Linked DNA regions of Mus musculus: region 1 is linked to region 2. The links are chromatin loops, found by intact Hi-C in ENCODE. Cell type or tissue: heart. All regions are shown on one strand. Links, peaks and the distances in the headings refer to the core of each region. The heading gives the core; the rest is flanking DNA.

Evidence for each region. Peaks named below come from ENCODE experiments on the same cell type or tissue, not always from the same donor. Only the 100,000 strongest peaks of a DNase experiment are listed, where the experiment ranks them.
Region 1: it touches region 2 in a loop (2.7-fold over the local background); 3 of 42 quality-filtered maps call a loop at or near these places.

Annotation. Positions count from the first base shown.
Region 1 is chr3:10,149,186-10,159,954 of GRCm38, reverse strand. No RefSeq gene overlaps it. Among named protein-coding and RNA genes, the nearest start is that of Pmp2, 29 kb to the left of the region's middle. In heart, for the core only: no CTCF peak of the experiment used is centred there; a DNase peak (open chromatin) is centred at 5,364.
Region 2 is chr3:10,233,071-10,243,839 of GRCm38, reverse strand. No RefSeq gene overlaps it. Among named protein-coding and RNA genes, the nearest start is that of Fabp12, 16 kb to the left of the region's middle. In heart, for the core only: a CTCF peak has its summit at 3,814 (motif pointing right); DNase peaks (open chromatin) are centred at 3,789 and 4,549.

The DNA.
Region 1 (10,769 bases), core at 4,103-6,602, 85 kb after region 2:
GTCAATGCTCCCCCAGTCATGGTTAATGCCCACTCATCCAAGGATGAGAAGATCATTTGATCACCTCAGTTAAGTGTGGCCTTATTAAGTTTAATTCAAAAGGGGGAGATGTTAGAGACCATACCGTGAGAAAGCAAGCCCTCACAGTCTCTCACCCTAACAAGCCAAATGGCTTTATGCTAAGGAGCTGGTCCTCCCTGTTCCCTGCCTGTCACCCAAGGCTGTTAAGGAGGATCCATGTGCTCTTCTTTAGTGTTATCTTATTATAGTGCCTTTTAAAGTATTCCAATGTCCTAGAAAGACCTTGAAGCTGACAACTTGGAATTCAGTAGGAATTCAGCAAGGAAGTTACCTATTCAGTAACTAATTAAGCATTATAAAAGATGGAGCCAACAGCTCAGGGCTAGTCTGCAAAATGTTTACTAGGACAGAAAGGACAGTCTTAACCAAATAAGGGTTTACCATGAGAAAAGTTAGGGAATCCCACTGAGACAGGTTTCTTCACTAGGCCCTAAGAATTCAGGCAGAATTATAGAGCATAGATAAATTTTACACCTCAGCCCAGCCTTTCTTTTTTATATTAATAACAGGGAGGAGATGTAACCTCCCCCCACAGCCTGAAGCAGGCTGAGGCAGGCTTGACTTGTTGTCACTAGGGGATACCTGGGGTGGAGCCTGCCTCCCTGGTTCACCCTATTGTTCTGCCACTGCCTCTGCTGCTACCTGCTGCCTAGCTGTTCCGGAGCCTACACGTGGTCACCTGCAGCTGGGCTCCAAGGATGATTTGGAGGGAATGCCCCCCTTCTTTATAAGAGTGTGTTACCCAATATTAAAATTGAACCTTGATCAGACTATTGTCTTGGTTCCATCCTTTCTCTTGTCGCCTAGATTCCCTCTTTTCTTCCAGATTCCAAGATGCCTTCCAGGCTCAAACATGGACATGTGAGCCGCTGGCTGGCCTCAACAAATTAACATGCCTAACATGTACATGTAATGACTATGCTATGACAGTACGTCACATGGCTTGTAAGTGTTGATTCATTTAACTCAAAATGTTTAAATGACTGTACTTTGTTTCCACTTTTTGTGCTACAAACTGCATAACTTATGCATGATGCAAATACTTCAGTGTGTTTACAAATAATTGCAAACACTATCTTTGGGTGATGGGATTTGATGAGACCTAATATTTTCTTGGAGTTTATATGTTTTTCAAAATAAATACTTACATCCTACCAGAGAGAGCCTAATTTTTATTTACATTTTGAAGTACTGGGAATTGAACCCAGCCTTTGCTAGCCAGGCACCTTACCACTGAGCTATATCCCCAGTCTGTGTTTTATTTTGAGGAATAAAAAGGGGCTTTGGTTTCTCATTAAATTTATACTAAAGTCACAAAAAATATTAAGACCAGGTGATCTCAGCAAACAGAAAACTGGTTAGAAATCAACCATTTCCTCTTGCAAGTGGCACTTCATATACAGGTCAATGGAGAAGTGTAATGCTTTCATCTAGAAACTTTCATATTACAACAGATTAAGGGTGTTTTCTCAAATTATAATTGCTTTACAGGTGTCTCTTTCTTTGGAGAGTGTAGCACCTTTGCCAGCATGTGAAGTCAAGAAAACATCCTGTTGCCAGCAGACCTTTCATCAGATAAACACACGGGCATAGCCCCACACTGTGAGCTGTGTGAAGTTAGGAACAGACATCGCTAAAGCTGTAAAAATGGACTCCGTAACCTAGTTCACACTAGGTTTCTGACTCATTGCAAACTGGAAGACTTGGGAATTTCTTCAGCTGTTAAAAGCCCTTTCCACAAAAGGCAACATCCCAAAGCAAAAGCAAAGCAACAAAAACTAAATCTGTGGAAGATAAAGCCTGTCTCACAGCTGCAGAGTAGACCATTAATCAATCTGAAGGGTCTTAAGTCACCAGCCTGGATACAGATGCTCGTCAGCTGCAGGGCTGCCTTCAGTGTGTAGCGTTAATGATAAAACTCAATGTTCAACTGTTCTTTCCTAATGGTCCCCACAGAACGTAAACTGTACAATAAAAAGAAGTCAGAGGCAGGTCCAAGCTTCCATTACGTAGCTGAAATTGACTTAACAAAGTAAGTTTCTTTCTGACTTCATTAGAAAGCTGTGCTAATGGTTCCCACTGTGAGTAGACATTTCACTGTCTGTTCCCTGTACATCATTTATGTCAAGTCTCTAAGTGTGGTAACATCTAGAGACAGTCATCTCAACGACGTAGCTGTGATACCAATCGCAGTAGCATATTGCTGAGTCCCTACAACAGGCAAGCAGAATGTTTAAGATGTTCAGTGATCACACACTAGAACCTGGTCATCAGAGCTATGCCACTAGCTCGGCTCTGTCTGCCCTTCACAGAGCTTTGTTATAAAGCTATTTTCTTCCCAACTTCTCCACCTCTGCTGATAGCCAGCTTTTACAAATAGTTGTAAATCAAGGAAATCAGTCTGAGTAACATGGAAAATTATTCTGAACAATGCATAATATTATGGCAAGCCACCAAATGGATGTGCCAATGCCAAAAGGAAGTCATTTGGTTCTAAATGTGAATTACAAGGATGTTAGTTCACAATGTCCAATCAAGGCATGTTAAATGAGGGACTCCCAGGAGTGCTCTCTAAATACAGCTAAGGTCAAAGAAAATAGTGACTCTTAACATCATGGGATCACATGCCAGTTGGCAGAATACACCGTTTTTTTTTTTTAATACAAACTTCCATACCACAGTTGAAGGCCACAGCATCACTGATATGCTCTGAGTTAGGATCCAATCTCTTTGGTTTCTCTTGTACTAGATATATTTCCTAAGAAAGATGCTCAATAAAGACACACCCTGTCTGCTTGTCAGCAACAGTGTTCTTGAACCTTACTGTCACTCTGCAGTCATTTCACCAGTCATTCTATCAGCAAGAAAGTCAGCAAACAGGAAGACCCAGGTCAGAAACTGTCTCCCCTGTCCTGTCTCTTCCCTTGACCCCACTCTCCTCCACTCACTTCCACTCACGGTGGCTCTGGAACCAGCAGGTCAGATGTCACCTACAAGAACTCAGAGTGTCAGGCCCACTGAAACCTAATTCTGCGCTGAAACAGTAATCCTCCAGGTAACGCCCAAGCAAGTGCTGTGTCCAGGAAACCCTTCTGACGATATGTTTTATCCTGCCAACAATTACAGAAATTGTTCTATTTTATTTCTGCATTTTTAAATCATCCAAGGAATATACATTCTAGAATCAACAACACATTTTCCCATGGCAAAACAAATGGATATGAGCCAACATCCATTTAACCAATTATGATTTACTGTCACAATCACACTGTCACAATCACATCCAGGTAATACACTATGCTTGAGGGGTAAAGATTTTAATTTTAGGTGTCTTGTTTTACTTGTGTGTGTGAGCATGTATATGTGTGAGCATGTGTACATGCATGTATGTGGAGGCTGGAGACAACTTTGACCATTGTTTCTCAGCTGCCATATATCCCGTTTTTGAGGCAGTTTCTCTCACTGGGCTAGGCCAATCCAGTAGGCCAGGATGGCTCATCAGTGGGATTTGGCATCCTCCTGTCTCCACCACCTCGGCGTCGGGACTAGAAGTTCATGCTGCCAGAGCTGTGTGTTTTCTAGCTCAGACAAGGAGCAGAACTGACATGCTCTTGCTTTGAGGGTAAGCACTGTGCTGACTGAGCCCTCTCACCCTCTCCTCCTTGTTGTCCCCGACAGTGTCTCATCTAGCCCAAGCTAGGAGGCTGCAGATGACTTCAACTCCTGGTCCTCCTGCCTCTGTCACTCAAGTGCTGTGGTTACTGGTATGGTCTATGCTTTTTATTTCACAAATTGGGATATTATGATTGATCAAAGCTAAGATAGTGTCCCAGTCACACATGGTTATCAGCTCTAGGCGTAGTGCTCCCTCTGTTACTAAGCCTTTGGTGAAGGAGAGGTGAATGCCAGCACATAAGTAGATTGGGGGAAATAGGTAGAAAATGAGTTATGTGTGTTGTAATCACTTTATCCTAGCTCTAACAGCACACAAAGAGGTCTATGAAATAGTTTTACAGATTTCCAGCGTCTTCTTGACAAACAAGATCTATGAGATAGTTTTTTTTTTTAAAAGAGTTTCAGCTCTTTCCTGACTTCAAGCTAAATATCCTCATGAGCTGGGAAGAGAGGCAAACAAGCTGTCCTGGTACTAGCCCACTCCCTGCCTGCACAGACTCATCTCAGGCATGGCTGAGAGTTACACAGTCAAACAGGAACCCTGCCACAGGTCCTGTGGAAGTTTCCAGAACCTTTTCTCACCTTCTCTATATGTTTCACATCAGCCAGTAAGAAATAGTCCAAACGCCATGTTTCCCAACTCTATTCCTTTTGGGCAAAAGTTTCGTTTGACAAATGCAGATTTCGACACCTGTATGATTCTCTCCAAACCTATGCTATGCATGAGTATTTGCTTCAGGAAAATTTAGCCTTATTGTTTGAGATTTCCTCTTGAAGCAAATACAGGCAAGTTCTTCTGTTAAGTTCTTTGCTAAGTCATTGATATTGACCTTGGTGTCCTGAAGGCATATGTCCCCCATACATGGCACTGTACATGGCCCACAGGGGTGGAGGTTTGCCTTCCTGCTTTTATTCCAAAGCAGATCTCTATAGGCTTTCACCATTAGCAAATAAATGGTGATTTGGTCATTTGAGATAATATGAGTAGGTTTAGGGAAGCAATCCTTGATAAAATTTTCCAAATGTGCTTCTCAGTATTTGTAGAAAAGACCAGGACACAAATTGAGAAGGGAAGATCTTGTATCATAAGCATCCGTTCTGAAGAGATTTCGTGGAAGCACAGAAGAGCCATGCCACAAAGAGACCTCAGCATAATGGAATTTCCAGACGTAGAAGACCAGCCCCACACCCTAGAATTGGAACTGGAAGACAGCCCATTCTCAATGTACAGAAAACATGCCTGCTTTTTGTCTAGCAGAAATACTGGTTAATCCTCTTCAATTTAAAGTAAATATATCTTTATCTGAGTGGAAGAGAAAAAGTGTGTCTACAAAATTAAAGTGAGATCTCTCTCAATAACGTGCAATTAAAACTTGGTCATATCCAAGATTTTTCAAATAAGCTTAATACCACTTTCAGGCACTTTGTACTTTTTGCATTTCATGATGAATACTTCTTTCCATTCATTTCTGCTGTCTAGGATGTGGACTTGGTGGGTGAGCATGTGGTATCACAGAGATGAAGGCAATCATCTTGGGAGAAAGGGACAGAAAAGGAAAGGTCCCAGCCAGCTGGCTTACACGAGGGAAGCGGCTTGGCGTGGGCTTGGCTATTGTGTTTCTTCCACTATCGATGCAGCTGCCAAGTCTGCATACCACATACGATGGCTACACAGAACTCTACATCCTTTTAGGCTGGGAGATGGGCATGATAAATGCAATTGTCTCAAAAGGCTAGAACAACCTACCTAAAGGTGGAGGTAGAACTGATTCCACAAAGTTGTCCTTTAGCCTCCACATGTGTGCTCCTAATAATAATAAAAGAGTGAGTGTGGTGGTGGTGATGATGATGATAATGATTTATGCAAAGAAGAGGGAGGAGAGGAGAGGAGGAAGAGTTTTACATATTTCACAAATTATAAATAAAGTCATATATTTACAATTCAAACTGATCTTTTCCATAATCTTTGTCTCATTCCAGGATATAGACTAACTGAATCCTTGCTGAGTGAGAGACAGTTCCAATACAGTACCAAAGTAGTAACATTATAAGAATTACATTTTGAGTTAGAATCTGTTTTATCTGAAGATTTATGTTAATGTTGCAGCCAACACTTCAACACAGCCCTTTAGTGGGGGGCCTATGATTCTGGTCTGTTTGTTTTGGGTAGAGACTCACTGTAGGTAGAGTGGCTGTGTGAGTCTCCTGGATTTTTCATTTAGTTGACAATGTGTAAACCCTCACAGGTTTCTTTGCTCTTAGGAATGGCAGCATTCAATATTTGACATAGTAGCTACATTTTAATTAACTTGCTGTGGTAATTTGAATGTGATTGTCACCCATAAACATAGGGAGTGGCACTTTTAGGAGGTGAGGCTTTGTTGGAGTAGATGCGGCATTATTGGAGAATGTGTATATCACACACTTTTTGCTGCCTGAAGATCCAGATGTAGACCTCTTGGCTTCCTCTCCAGAGCCATGTCTACCTGCACACCACCATGCTTCCCACCATGAAGATAAAGAATTAAATCTCTTAACTGGAAGCCAGCCCCAATTAAGTGCTTTCTTTATAAGAGTTTCTGTAGTCATGCTTTCTCTTCACAGCAATAAGATCCTAACTAAGACACTGAGGGATTAAGTCTCTGAGGGGTTAAAATGAATAAACATAGACCCAAAACATAATGACATGTAGAAATTTCTTTTGATATTGAGGCCACTATTTTTATGGAGGGTATTTGGTATCTCAGTATAATCTACACTAACTTGATGGATATAAAATTTATTATATACAGGAGATGGAGAGATAGCTCAGGGGTTAAGAGCATTGGCTGCTTTTCTGGAGGACCTGGGTTCAATTTCCAGCACCCATGTAGTGCTCACAACTGTCTGTAACTCCAGTAACAAGTGAATAAGTCATCTAGTTTATTCTGGCCTCCACAGGCAGAGAGCATGCCCATGGTGCACAGACATTCACAGAGCAAACCACCCTGTGTTGGTTAACTTAATGTCAACTTAACATAAGGTAAAGTCATTTGGAAAGAGGAACTCTAAATTGAAAAAATGTCTCCGTAAGATTTGCCTGTACACAAGTCTCTAGTGGATTCTCTTGATTCTTGATTGATGTAGGTGGGCCCCGCTCACTGGGGGCAATGATCTTGGATGGTATAAGAAAGCTAGCTGAGCAAGCCAGTAAGCAGAATTCTTCAGTTCCTACCTCTAGGTTCTGAGTGGAGTTCCTGTCCTTACTTTCTTCAATGATGGACTGTTACCTGAAAGTGTAAGATGAAATAAACTCTTCCTCTCATCCAAGTTGCCTTTGGTAATGGTGTTTTATCACCATTGGAAATGCCAATTAAGACAGACCCATATCTATAAATAAAATAATCTTAAAAGTTGTTATATACACATTTGGTTCTGTGCCAAACTAAAATATATGGCATTGGTTTAGGAACGGAGCAGCAGTTCGAGAAGAAACTGGTAGGTAGGACTTTCAAAGATGGCAGTGCATGCTTTTTAGTGGCAAAACAATTAGTAAATCCATACCTGAAATACACTGGAAATAGGTAGCATATTTAAGAAACTCAAATTTTTAAGAAAAGTTTGGAAATTCACGATAACAGGAACAAAATTTGATAAGGCCCTGAAAGTCAAACACAAAACCATCTACTTTCGTCACTGTGGATTAATGTGGACCCATTTTGGATGCCAAAGAGGGTCTTCCTCAGATAATGAGACCCCTCAGAAGGGTCCTTTTCCTTTAAGTTCTGTCAAAGTTTACACAACTATAGACTAAATGCCCTTTGTTCCATAAAGGTTGTCTTTAGATGAGCCAAGGCTTGCTGAGGAAAACAAAAACAGCAGGTCATAGTCTAATGTCCCTCTTCAAGAAGGAACAAACAGAAAACCCCTGTGACATACAGGAAGCAAACCTCGTTAAGTCTTCGGAAGTCAGGATTCAGAAACGGCAAAGGTGAAATCTGCACTGTTTGTGTGCCTCCAGCATCAGCCAAGCTGGTGGAGTTTGATGTCCAAGAAACCAGTTAATGGCCAAAAACAAAAAAAACATGCTGGGTGTTGTGGCACATGCCTTTAATCCCAGCACTTGGGAGGCACAGGCAGGTGGATTTCTGAGTTCAAGGCCACCATAGTCTACAGAGTGAGTTCCAGGACAGCCAGGGCTGTACAGAGAAACACTGTCTTGAAAAACCAAAAAAAAAAAAAAAAAAAAAAAAAAAAAAAAAAAAGCTTGAGTTGCTTGAGTTGCAGTATCTCAAACTGCTGGATGCTGTGGGAAACCCTGTGTGTCTCTGGGTTTTCATGCCTTGCCACCCAGTGTGCAAAACCACAATAAAAGTTTGAGGTCAAATAAGCAGTGTTGGGGACACCTGAGCTATGCATCAGGACGATGGAGTGGTTCTAAGAGATCAAACGGATGCTTTGAGACTATGTCTGCCAGCTTTTCACAGCCAGTGTATGTTTCTCATATGAACAGTCAGCAAGGGTTCATCATTCCAGCTGTGGAGGACTTGTTTATCTACCTCGTAGCTGCAAAGCAAGCTGTTTCATCTAACCACAGCCCCCGATGGGACCAGACTTGTTGAAAATTGTGCTCTCAGAAGATATTTTTAAGATTCTCATTTTCTTCTCCCAAAGGGAAAGATATGAATGAACAGGTCAAAGCCACATTTGAAATTGACTATACATAGTTATTCACACATTATATATAATGTTATATATTACTCTGTGTGTGTGTGTGTGTGCGCGTGTGTGTGTGCCTGTGTGCGCGTGTGCATGCACAGGAGAGGGAGAGAGAGAGAGAGAGAGAGAGAGAGAGAGAGAGAGAGAGAGAGATATTCCCAGGAGTAAAACAATCAATTCCTCTGATTCCTCCCACTTCTTAATTTTTCTCTAACCACAAAACAACTGTGGAATTGTGAATGTGAAGGTAAATAGAGATTTCTTTCTTACCCTGAATATTCATTGTTCACACCACTTCATAACAAATTACTTTACAGTGTGTATCTGAGGACACCCAGAACTTTAGAAAACACACCCAAACAGGTCAGCCTCACTCAGTCAGGGAGAAAGCCGAGGTTCCTCCCTCATTTCTCTATGGTAACAAGGTGTGGTGTCCAGGTTTGCCCAAGAGCATATACAAGTGCTTGAGATTTGTTCTCTTCTCTGATGGATATGCCTGAACAGAACAACAGTTTTCAAACCAAGAATATTTTGTTTGAAGTTAAATAACGTAGTTTGTGTCTTCAGACAGACACTTCCCTTCTTATTCTCCTTTCCTGCACGCCCAGGCTGATTGGACACTGGTGATCCCAAACTGACTTCCAGGCATCACGTTGGACATTTTTGCTTGTTCACACCATCTCCTGGAACTGTATTCAACACAGACGCATCCATTCACTTGTATGTTAACTTGGAGGTTTTGTGGGGTTTGTGGGGAGGGCTGGGAAATTCTAAGAGATCATGTGGAATCAAAAGCTGAAAATATGTGCTATTTGGCCCATTATAAAAACAATGCCAACACCAATCTGATTTAAAAAACAAATTAGTCTTTCTCATTTCTCTACTAACTTGAAACTAAGACTACAGCAGTGACCCAGATGTGCTAACTGTCTTTGCCAACACAGGCTTGGTAGGAGAACCGAACAGGGCATGACTGAAAGCCCTTTAGAAAATTTAAGATATGAGATAAAAAATCACTAATTTTTCCTATGTTTTGAAGCCACAGGGTTTTCGGCTGGTTTTGTTTGGCCTCAGGCTTTGCATAGCCTTGGACTTCTTTGAGCTCTTCTGCTGCTTGTCAGTAATGCACACCCTTGCCTGATGTTGTATCAGCCATAGGACCAGCTTGCTTTAATATGTGTTACTTGTTTAGCACATGATTTCACACCATGCCTCCATTCCTCCCATGAATATGATGTCACTGAAGACAAACTAGGAACAATAGTTACCATAACTGGCATCTTGCTCCATGTCTACCACCTCACCATGCCCCCCTGGTCCCAGACTTTAAGTTGGATCCTAGAACAGGTGTATACACTGAACCGACAGTTGGCTAGACAGCCCGAGAAGCCTGGAGACAAACTTGCCGCCAACACTGGAAGTTGAACTACTGGACAATCGTTCAACTTAGAGAGGAAGGTTTCCCTTCCAGAGCCAGCCTAGAGAGAGACAAGACTACCTCGGCACTGTAACACAAAGCCATGTTGTAACAATTAGGGCATGGGACAGTATGAGATAAACAAACTAATGATCCAATAAATGACCAGTAGACATCTGGTGACTGTGTGGCACATAATTCAGACTCGTCTTAGGCAAACAGTGAGTTACTACAGAGCACCAATAAGACAACTGACATAGATCTTCATTTGTTCACCCTTTCTTAACAAAAGGAGTTGAACAAAAGAAATGGCCTTTTAAAAGTCTCTGGTTTCCACTAAAACTTATAGAGGAGAAAGTAGGGGAAAGCCTCGAAGATATGGTCACAGGGGGAAAATTCCTGAACAGAACACCAATGGCTTGTACTGTAAGATCGAGAATCAACAAAGGGGACCTCAGAAAATTGCAAAGCTTCTGTAAGGCAAAAGATACCGTCAATAAGACAAAAAGGCCACCAACAGATTGGGAAAGGATTTTTACCAATCCTAAATCCTACAGGGGACTAATATCCAATATATACAAAGAACTGAAGAGGGTGGACTCCAGAAAATCAAATAACCCCATTAAAAATGGGGCACAGAGATACACAAAGGATTCTCAACTGAGGAGTACTGAATGGCTGAGAAGCACCTGAAAAAATATTAACCATCCTTAATCATCAAGGAAATGCAAATCAAAACAACCCTGAGATTCCACCTCATACCAGTTAGCATGGCTAAGATCAAAAATTCAGGTGACAGCAGATGCTGACGAAGATGTGGAGAAATAGCTTGCAATCCCAGCAATGGTGGGATTGCAAGCTTGTACAACCACTCTGGAAGTCAGTCTGTTGGTTCCTC
Region 2 (10,769 bases), core at 2,869-5,368:
CCAGGAACTGTTGTTCAGTCCACCTCACAGAAACCACCCGATCGAAGGGCGTGAGGCATGAAATTGGGTGCAGCGAAATAGAGAGAGAGAGAGAGAGAGAGAGAGAGAGAGAGAGAGAGAGAGAGAGAGAGCGCTCCTAGGCGTCAGATTAGCAGTTACAGCAGCTTAGGGCTTTGTCTGTTAAAGACTGTTGGGTGTTGCGGGTATTATATATTTAGAAAGCGATTACATTGACAGAGTGTGGCATGACTCTTAACACTGGGCAGGACTCTGGGGATCTCAGAGTAGAATTCTTTAATCAACAGAGTAGAGAACTGAGGTGTCCCAGAGAGAGGTGCCAGGTTTCCTTTTGTATTGTGAGATCTTCTCTTAGCAAACGCTATCAGCCATTTCACATCCTTATGGACAAAAGCAAAGAAAGATAGAACCACAGCTCCAGACCACTTTAAGCAGAATTGGTTTATTATTATTATTATTATTATTATTATTATTATTATTATTATTATTATTACTATTATTGACAGGGTCTTTCTATGAGGCCTCAGACTCTCAGAACTCTCATCTCCCAAGCTTCTTGTATGTGAGGACTACAGATGTGTATCACCACAGCTGGCTAGATTTGGGGGCATTTGGAGATGGAATCTCAGTATGTTGTTCCTGCTGGCCCTGAATTTCTGGATCAATCTATTCTCCTGTCTCAGTCTCCTGACAAGCTGGTACACATGGCCTTGACCAGAATCGTTGATGATACAGTTATATAAATAATAGTCTAAAGCCAGTCTAAAGTCAGGTACAAACAGGGGTCTTGCAAGATTTATGGCAAAAGAGCTGGGCCTTCCTCACTCAGGGGATGGCGCTTCTTTCCCTAAAACTTGTCGCTTAATTTTAATTACTAACAGTTATCACCTTTCTAGCAATGGACCTCTCATCCAGTGTATAAGGTCAGATGCCAACAAACAAACAAACAAACGAAACAAAAAACCAAACCAAATCAAACAACAAAAACCAAGTAGAACTCCATTCTGCTGCTCCATTGCCAATGCAGGCTCCAGAGAACACCTTGAAAATTACCTTTCTCTCACTTCTTGTCCAATAGTCCTGATTTTCTGATGGCTCTCCACCCAGTCTTTTCAGACTACAATTTACCTGCCACACTCATTGCTAGGAATTAGATATTTTTGCATCCCATTGCTCTAACAGTGATGCAGACACGGAAGAAGACACAATTATTGTGTAAAGTTGTGGTGAAGTAAGGAAATAAAAATCACACCAACTACTTCAAATACAGGTAAGAAGAAAGAAAGAAAGAAAGAAAGAAAGAAAGAAAGAAAGAAAGAAAGAAGGAAAGAAAGAGGGAGGGAGGGAGGGAGAGAGAGAGAGAGAGAGAGAGAGAGAGAGAGAGAGAGAGAGAGAGAGAGAAAAGAAAGAAAGAAAGAAAGAAAGAAAGAAAAGAAAGAAAGAGAGAAAAAAGCCATTACCAAGATACAGTTCATACCCAATAAAGCTCACTTGTTAAAGTACACAGTGAGATGGTATACTTAGCATATTTATAAAACTGTCAATCATAATCTAATTGTAAGACGTCATGATCACGCCTTCTCTGCCTGCAGAAACCTGTATTACTATGAATCGACGTGTATTGCTTTTCTTGATTTAGAGTAATAGATTTTGTGGTTCTTGAACACTGAGCACCCAGTTGTCCAGGGTGGAGCTCTGTGAAAGACTGTCCTGTGCTTGAGAGTCCTTGCTTTGTTGACTCCTTTATGGAGAGACTGAAGATGTTTCAAAACGACGAGGTTCTGAACTGTTCGGAACTGCAAACACTGTTAATTCAGAACGGCCCAGCCAGAACTCCTTGTAGCGCCCCCTACCGCTGCAACATTGTCTTGCGCTGTCTGTTTCTTCCTAGCAGGTTAAAAGGTATGCTCCTCACGCCCATCTGGTATTAGCTCTCAAACACATCGTAATGAACAAGACTTAGGCTGGAAACAGCTCAGTGGAACAACACTTGCCTAGCAGTTCAAGGCCTTGGATTTGACCCCTAGCACCAAGTAAACATAGCATCCTGAGGATGTCATAAAGAGAGAGCCTCGCATTCCTGACATGAGCGTGTACCAGTGACGTGCCCCACACACAGATGAGGGCTCCAGGGGCTGTACCAGTCAGTAATGTGCAGGATGTGAAGATAAGAGCTTTAGGGGTTGGGGACTTGTTTTCAGTGCCGTTGTGGTCACAAGGGTCAGGGTTTTCCTTGTGTCATAAACAGCTAGAACACGGGCAAAAATATTTGAAGCAGATGTTTTTGAAGATTAGGTAGTAGGAAATCCAAGACTATGATGTCTTAGGAGAGGAAAACATTTGAAATGGGCCCCACCGTAGACACAGCTTTTTGCTTAGCCACAGCCTTAATGGTAGTATTGAGACCCATGGCAGTTTGAATAGAATTTTAAGGCACCCAGGAGAGGTGGGAAGGGTTCTGGGAAGGAGTGTGGCTACAGAAAGGGGAAAGCCACAGTCAGTGCCTAGGGTTCCATGTGTATAAACACAGTGTCAACTTCAGCGAAGCCAGGGAACAAATGGCCAAACTGCTGCGGAATGAACCCTCAACAGACCTCAGAGAGGGCAGGGAATAAAGCTGAGGCTGGGTAGAGCAGACAGCGCGAGCACTCAGGAAGAGCCAGAAGTGACTTGTCCTGGCAGTAGAGCTAAGAGTAAAAGCTATGCCAGAGCCAGCTTAAGTAAGGTGAGTTGTGCTGGAAGAGTTAAATATGATCTAAATACAGTGCATGCTTTTTATGAAAGTCTACATAACTAAAAAGGTTACAATAAAATAACTTTAAAAAGAATAAAGAAAAAGAACAATGAGCAACACTTCTTAAATGAAGACCATAAGCATGCAGGCAGTCAATAAGACTACACTTGTACCCATCACCAATCCAAAACTGTTACACAAGACAAGAAACAGCAAACAGAGTCTATAAATGGAAAACCATCTTACTTTGAAACAGATCCAGATATGACAGCAATGATGGAATTAACGGACACGGACTTTAAGTTATAAATATGCTCAAACACTGGAGGATTTAGTGAACCTAGGCATAATGAGATTAGTGGAAGGTGACAAGCCATCTAGAGCTAAAGCCAATAGAATATTAGAAAGAAACACTTGCAACATAGGTTAAAAATGGTTAGACCCCTAAGAAAGAAGTTTGTGGGTCTGAAGACACAGTAAAAGAATCTACAGAGCCTGGCACAGACGGAAGTAAAGACTGGGCAGTGCTTTGGGCTAAAGAGAGCCGCTCATTCAGGTGTAAGCATTTCCCAGGAAGCCACAGTCTATGACAATTTGATATGAAGGTGCCCTCCTTCCAGGGTGGGATTGCAGCTGTAAGTCCTTAGAAACCCCTGAAAGTGGTGGTGTATCAGATAGTGTGCCACACCAGCCAGCAAAAATTCTTGGAATAATCCAAATTTATAAAAGTCATTAGAAAGGAAAAATAAATATGTGACTGCTTGGTTTTACTATCTGTGACACAGAAAAGATTTCTTTAATGTTTCTCTACGTTTATAGATAGTTTACAAATTAATTTGCATATGACCTTATGTTATTTTAAAACATCAATAAATTCCAAGGAGGAGAAGAAGGTCGTTTGGTTTTGTTTTGGGTTCACTGAGCTCTCAGGAGGCAGAACAAGGCTTTGCCTCCGGTGAAGTGCTATACAAATACTGGATATGTGGATCAAGGAATTTCTCTCAGGCTTCCTTAACCATGAAGTAGCATTTCCCACGAATTTCCTCAAGGTGGCGCTATGTACGGTAGTCAGGGTCACCTGTATTATTCATAACACAGCCTTGATATCTGAACCGTTTCTCTTGTATCCTTTAATCTTTAAAGAACTTTCCCATCTTTTTACTTTTGAATCTGTCATGTTCTTGCTTTCACCCCATGCTAGAATTGAACCTTGATTATTGGCTATGCTAGATGCATTCTGCATCTCATTTTCCTTGGGTAAGTACTTGAAACTGGAATGACTAGGTCATGAACACACACTTGAGTTAACGAACGTGCTCTCAGACACTCCTGCCAGCACTGTGTGAAATGTCAATTTTATCGCCTCCTTGCCAACAGATGGAATAGCCTTGTCTTTGATCTGTTCTAATAGGTGTCCAGTCATGCCAGTCTTTTCTAAACATCAATTTCTTAGGTTTGATATGTTTTTTCAGTTTCTTACAAATTCCCCAAAAACTTAGGAGGTTTGTATATAAAGGCAACAACATGTCAGTGAAGAAAAAAAAATAGGTTTTCTATGGAATGAATGGAGTAAAATAATAATTACGTGTTTTCCAAAACGTTTACTCCCAATGTAAGGTTCATGTTTTTAGCGTAAGCCTTTCCTTGTTCTTTCACCTCCCTGACGGATCCTATCGGGAGTCCTCAAATGACAGTTTGTTCTGGCTCCTCCGAAGGCTCTCTGTCTTGGTATCTCTTTCAAAGCAAGGCATTGCAGGGTAAAGGTCTAGGTTAATCTCAGTAGTTTCCAAATCCTGGCTGAGCTCAGGCTCCGCCGGTCCTGGGGGATGAGATGTAGGCAGCTGTAACAGGATGGGGTGGGGTGGGGTTGGGGTGGAGTAGGGTGGGGGGAGGGTGGGGTGGGGTGGAGTAGGGTGGGGGGAGGGTGGGGTGGGGCTATCAATGCAGCTGTTATTCTGGGAGGATTTTCTCTCCCACTTATAAAACTGTACAGATTTTAGGTTTTTCTTAAATTCAAACATTTGCCAGGAATGGTACTGCTCTGCTTTGGAAAAAACTGCCGGCAAAGGCCTCTGCATTTTCAAACTCCTGAGTCCACACAATTGTCAAGTCAAGAGGAAATTAACACAAATATAAAATAAGTGTATTGACTATGACAGACTAAGACAGTATTTGTCAACTCTGTGCTCACCGAGTAAATATCTTTTAACTTTTTATTGATTCTTTGTGACTTTCACATCATGCACTCCAATCTCACTCATCTCCCTTTTCTTTCCTATTTGCCCTCTGCCCTTGCAACTTCCACCCACCAAAGGAACTTTAAAAAACAAACAAACAAACAAACAAAAAAGCATAGAAAACTTCTCATTGTAGAAACTGTAGTGTGTCACACCGTGTCCCGTAGAATCCTTTTATCCATACATCTTTTTCTTATGCTTAGTCATTTTTTATTGGATATTTTATTTATTTACATTTCAAATGTTATCCCCTTTCCTGATTTCTGCCCCCCCCCCCCCACTCCTACCCTATCCCCCCTCCCTCTGCTTCTATGAGGGTATGTCTCCATCCACCCACTCCTGCTTCTCTGCCCTCTCATTCCCCTACTCTGGGCCATCAGGCCTTCCTGGAATCAAGGTCCTCTCCTCCCATTGATGCCCGACAAGGTGTTCATACATCTTTGCTTGCAGATGTGCATTGCAGTGAGCTGTTGGTCTGGCTCAAGTCCTCTGTCTTCTGCTTCGCTATCAATTGTGGATGCTCAAGGGGACTCCTCTCAGATATCCTGCTGTTGCCCTGTGTCATGGAGGTCCTGCAGCTCTGGATCTGCAGGACCCGCCCCTTCATGTGCTCCAGCAGTTCTTAGATGAGGTGAGATTTTGGAGTGGCCTCACACAGTACTGGATCCGGGTTTGTGTGGTAGCTGAGTTGGTCAGCCTGCCAGCTCTCCCACACCAGCATCACCAGGGTGAGCTCTCCACACTGCCCAGGCTAGCTCACCCAACGCTGCAGCTGGCCAATCTCTTTTGCTCTCATGTCTTTGGGGCTGGCTTACCAGAGTCTTTGCCATTAAGACTAGCTCTACTGTGTTGCCCAGTGAGGGCAAAGCCAGCTCTCCCAACTGCCTCAGGTGCTGTTGGGGGGGGGCATCTCTCCTGTGCCCGTGCCACCTCACAGAAGGCTCTCCCTCCCTCATGTCCTCGGAGCCTGCTTAACCCCAACCCCAACACCATGACCAGCTCTATTGAGCTGCCCAGACGAGGTATAGGGCCCACTGCCCTGAGTGAGAGGTAGGGGCCAGTTCGCCAGAGTGTCACAGCAAGTAAGGGACAGGGCCAGCTCTGCACAGCCTTTGGACATAGCAGCCCAGACCAGGGATGTCCACAGGGTCTTTAGTGGTAATATGAGCCACAGACATTGACACAGACCTCTGCTGCTGAATGGTCATGGGTCCAGCCATGGACTGGGACTTCACCATGACCTCGGGTGGCAGTTCAGGCTACTCACAACAGGCCACTCCTCCCGACCCTCGTGTCTCCAGTTCTGCCTCTCTTCACAGTGCGCTGGCTGCTCCACTTCTTTCCTCCCACCGCATTGTAGCGGTTCCTGCTGTGGGCAGGACACATGATTGGTGGGCCTCTGGATGTCCCCACCTCATGGTATGGCAACAGGCAGGTCTCACAGTGTCCTCCTATCTGAGCATTGTGGTGTGGCTGTGGGCGAGCCTTTGTGTGTCTACACCCCACCTATGCCACTGTGTGTAGCAGATTCCAGATGTCCATAAATATCTTTTTTTTTTTAAAGAAAAAAATATATTCAACTGATTCCTTAGATACCATTGCCTGTTCCAAGGTCATAAATAATTTATTCTATTTTGGAAGTTCTCAACCTTCCTAATGCTGTGACCCTTTAATAAAGTTATACATTCCTTTAGTACAGTTTAATATATTCCTAAATGACCCTTTAATACAGTTCCTCATATTTTGGTGACTCCCAAAATTGTTTTTGTTGCTGCTTCATAACTACAATTTTTCAGGGCCGGAGACATGGCTCAGCGGGTAAGAGCACTGACTGCTCTTTTGAAGGTCCTGAGTTCAAATCTCAGCAATCACATGGTGACTCACAACCACCCGTAATGAAATCTGACACCCTCCTCTGGTGCGTCTGAAGACAGCTACAGTGTACTTATTTATAGTAATAAATAAATCTTTGGGCTGGAGCAAGCAGGGACTGAGTGAGCAGGGTTGACCTGAGCAAGCAGAGGTCCTAAATTCAATTCCCAACAACCATATGAAGGCTCACGGCTATCTGTACAACTACAGTGTGTACTCATATACAATAAATAAATAAATAAATAAATAAATAAATAAATAAATCTAATAAAAACTAATTTTGCCACTATTATGAGCCATAATGTAAATATCTAATATGCGGGATACCTGCTATGTGGGTTGTGACCCACAGGCTGAGAACGGCTGTTTTCTTTCTTTTTCACCTAGTACTCAAATTTAGGAGATAACATGGATCCAGATTCAGGAAGCACTTAGAAAAAATTTGGGCTATGAACAAATGAAATGCTACTAAGAGACATCCATTGCCTTATGAATCAGAGTGGTCTTATGGTGTCAGAGGCGTATTGGAGGAATGACAGCAAGCATAAAGAAAGGACAGCAGGGCTGTTGATGGGGCTCTCAAAGAGAGCAATGCATTGAGCTGCAACTTAGCGTGGACGTGTGGAGCTCAGACTCAGCTCAGACAGTGTCAAGGGTCATTGACAATGACCTTTCTTGGCCTCAGGGTATTTCGTGTAGCCTCTGAAGGTCCAAAACACCAGGTAGTCAGTCCACTTGCAAACTAGAGGGATATTTGCCACTGACACTTGTGGTAGCACAGAAACTCTGTTGCTATCTGCCTGCGTCACCTGAATCAAATCCTCAAACATTTTTATGCCTGAGTAAAAATGCAATGACAGTTATGGTGTCATAGTGTTCTTGAGAAGACTAAGACATTAACACACGTAGAATGTGTCCTGGTACTTAGGACATACTATCTCCACCAGACAGCAGCTATGACTTATTACATCTCACCTCTAATGGAAACACAGAAACATGATGAGTGAATGAGAGAATATTCCAGACTCAAAGTGATGAAGTTAAAGTCACCCGTCCTTAAATGACCTGATCCACCTAACTGTGAGCTGTGAATCGTTCCCTCCTCTACCCCTCGTTCATATTTCTAACTCTGTAGCTCTACCACTGTCGTTAGTGTGTGCTTTCTGTCTTTCATTCATTCTTTTCCTTTCTTTCCTTTGGTCTTTTTTTTTTTCCAAGGGGGCAAGAGATTGGGACAGGGTTTCTTTGTGTAGTCCTAGCTGTCTTGGAACCTGCTCTGTAGACCAACCTGGCCTTGAACTCAGAGATCCACCTGCCTCTGCCTCCTATGTGCTGGAATTAAAGGAGTGTGCCACCACTGTCCAGCAATACCCATGCTTATGTGGGTTCTGAGGCATTGAACTTGCATCTTCACACTTCCAAGGCAATCTCTTTACCAACTGAGCTATTTTCCCTGCCCCTCTACGCTACTTTTATGAGCGTTCTTCTGCATCTTTCCTGGGACTTTGCTTCAGTTCGCTCATGCCTTTGGCCCTTTTCAGGACTCTATGGTTATGTGCTCTCCCCACCTTTTCCTTCTTTCTTCCCTCCTCCCTCGCCTTCCTTTCTCTTCTCATCGGTTCTCACACACTCCAGGCTGGTTTCAAACTCACTATGTAATCAAGGATGACTTGAAGTCCCAGTCTTTCCTTCTCTATCTCCGGAGTGTTAAGATTGCAGGTGTGGTCACCATGCCTGGTGAACAGAATGGTGGGAATTGAGCCCACGACTTCATGCATGTTAGGCAAACACTGAGGCACAATACCAGACCCGATTTAATTAATTCTTTCAATATGATCTTTGCTAGTTGGGGCATAGTTTAGAGCTTTCATAACATGGAAACACAATGTTTCATTTCTATTACTTAATTCATGTTTCCAATTCTGGGATGCCTGCTAACATTAGAACTACTGAAGTAGGAGAGACTTAGGGCAACAATTGGGTCTTAAGACCCATAATTTTCAGAAGAATCTGTCATTTAGACAGATATGCCAAAGCATAGTGTTGAAATAAATATTTTATGATTAGAGATGATAAGCTTGGCACTACGTTTGCCTAACAGCAGCATTAGAAGAGGCCTTGTCGATTTGTTACAGTATCATCAGCAGGAGATTAAAAACCCCAGGTTACCATTGACCATTGTGCCATGTTTCCATTTTATTTTAATTTAATTCTGAGTTTAATTTCGTTATTTTAAAACTAATTTACAGAATTTCATGAAATTATAAAACATTTATAATTATTATTTTCTTTTGAGAATAGAAATAACATTATTAAAAACTCATATGGAATGTTAAGTATATTGATCAGGGGGATGACTGAAAATTCGTATACTTGCATAATGGCCATTGCGATCGCCAACGTCATCAATTCTTACATAGTCACTCAGTGTATTCATTCATCTTAGTCCCTGACAGTTTCATTAGGTTCCTCTGAGGCGCGAGCAAAGTGCTGGTCACATACGATGAGAACTCAGATGCTAGCTGAACCAGAGAACACTGGGAAGTCACAGCATTGCTATACACACAGCTTCCCACATCTGGCCATTATTTAGTTAGTAAATGGATTCCAGACTCTCCAGTACTTAGAAGGTCTACCCTGTAAGAGAAGGAATGTTGAAGAGGAGGTTTACTCTGACCTCTGGTTTGACTTCCGGTTCTGTTACCAGGTGAAGCTGACAAGGGCTCAGACAGACATCTCTACCATTAGTCCATGAACTGGAGGCTGTCCCCATGTCAGTGATGCAGGGCTAATGTCTATACCAGGTACAGTAACAGTGTGTACAGCTCATAGTACATTTGAAACCTGTGTGAAGTATGTTTCTACTATTCTCTCTCAGAATATGTATTTTCCCATAATATTCTCCCAGGAAAATGTAAAATTTTGAGGCTTCTAAAAAGTCTGTTAAATTTTGTCCATAACTGAAAAATATGAACATTTTAAGTTATATCAAAAGCAGTTTTTAATATGAATATTATCATGGTAGAGGGGACCTATAAAGGCAAAAATTGCTAAGACCCATTACAATTATAATGCTTTATTGACCTAGAGACTGCCAATATATTCGCTATTTGATTCACTTATTACTAAACCTTTGGTTCTAATATTTTAAGATGTTATGTCCTAGCAAACGCTTTAGAAAAACAAGCTGCAGGATATAACCTTGCCTTGTTTGCTAGTTACTTGCTCGGTCACGGCTAGTAGAATATTTATTTTCACGTCCCTGGCTTTCTTAGCTCCTTCTCCTCAGTCCCCACCCTTTCCTGCTTCCCTTTCTCACACAGCACTTTCTGGAACACACCAACAATGTCAAATAGGTGGTCAAGAAACCTCGTTATGGGATAGAAACAGCTCCGTGCTTGTAAATTTTCTTAGTATTCAGTCTTTTGAACAATTATGGAGAATGATGAAGTTAAGATCATGGGAGACCACTGACAGGATGGGGGAGGGGCGGTCTTTGATAGGCAAGGGGTTCCTTCTGCCTGTTACATTTGTTTCTTGCAGTGCACACAGCACACTGGACTTCCAGAGAGATGCTGGGGTTTCACTGTGTACACCCTTGACTTCCAGTCTCTATGCAATTGCTCATTAAGGAGATTAATATTCTTTTTTTCCTGTTCCAAGCCAGAGGGCCACACGTTTTAGAAGTATGAATTCCGAATCAGAAGGCAGAGACATTTCAAACAACTGTGCCAGTTAAAGCTGATAAGTAGGCGGCATTTAGTACATTCTGATCTAAATGAGTTAAGAATAGGGACTACCTATCACAATCTTACACCAAGGGAACTTGCCTGTGTGTGTGTGTGTGTGTGTGTGTGTGTGTGTGTGTGTGTGTGGTTTGTGATTGTCATTGCTCCCCAGGCACCGTA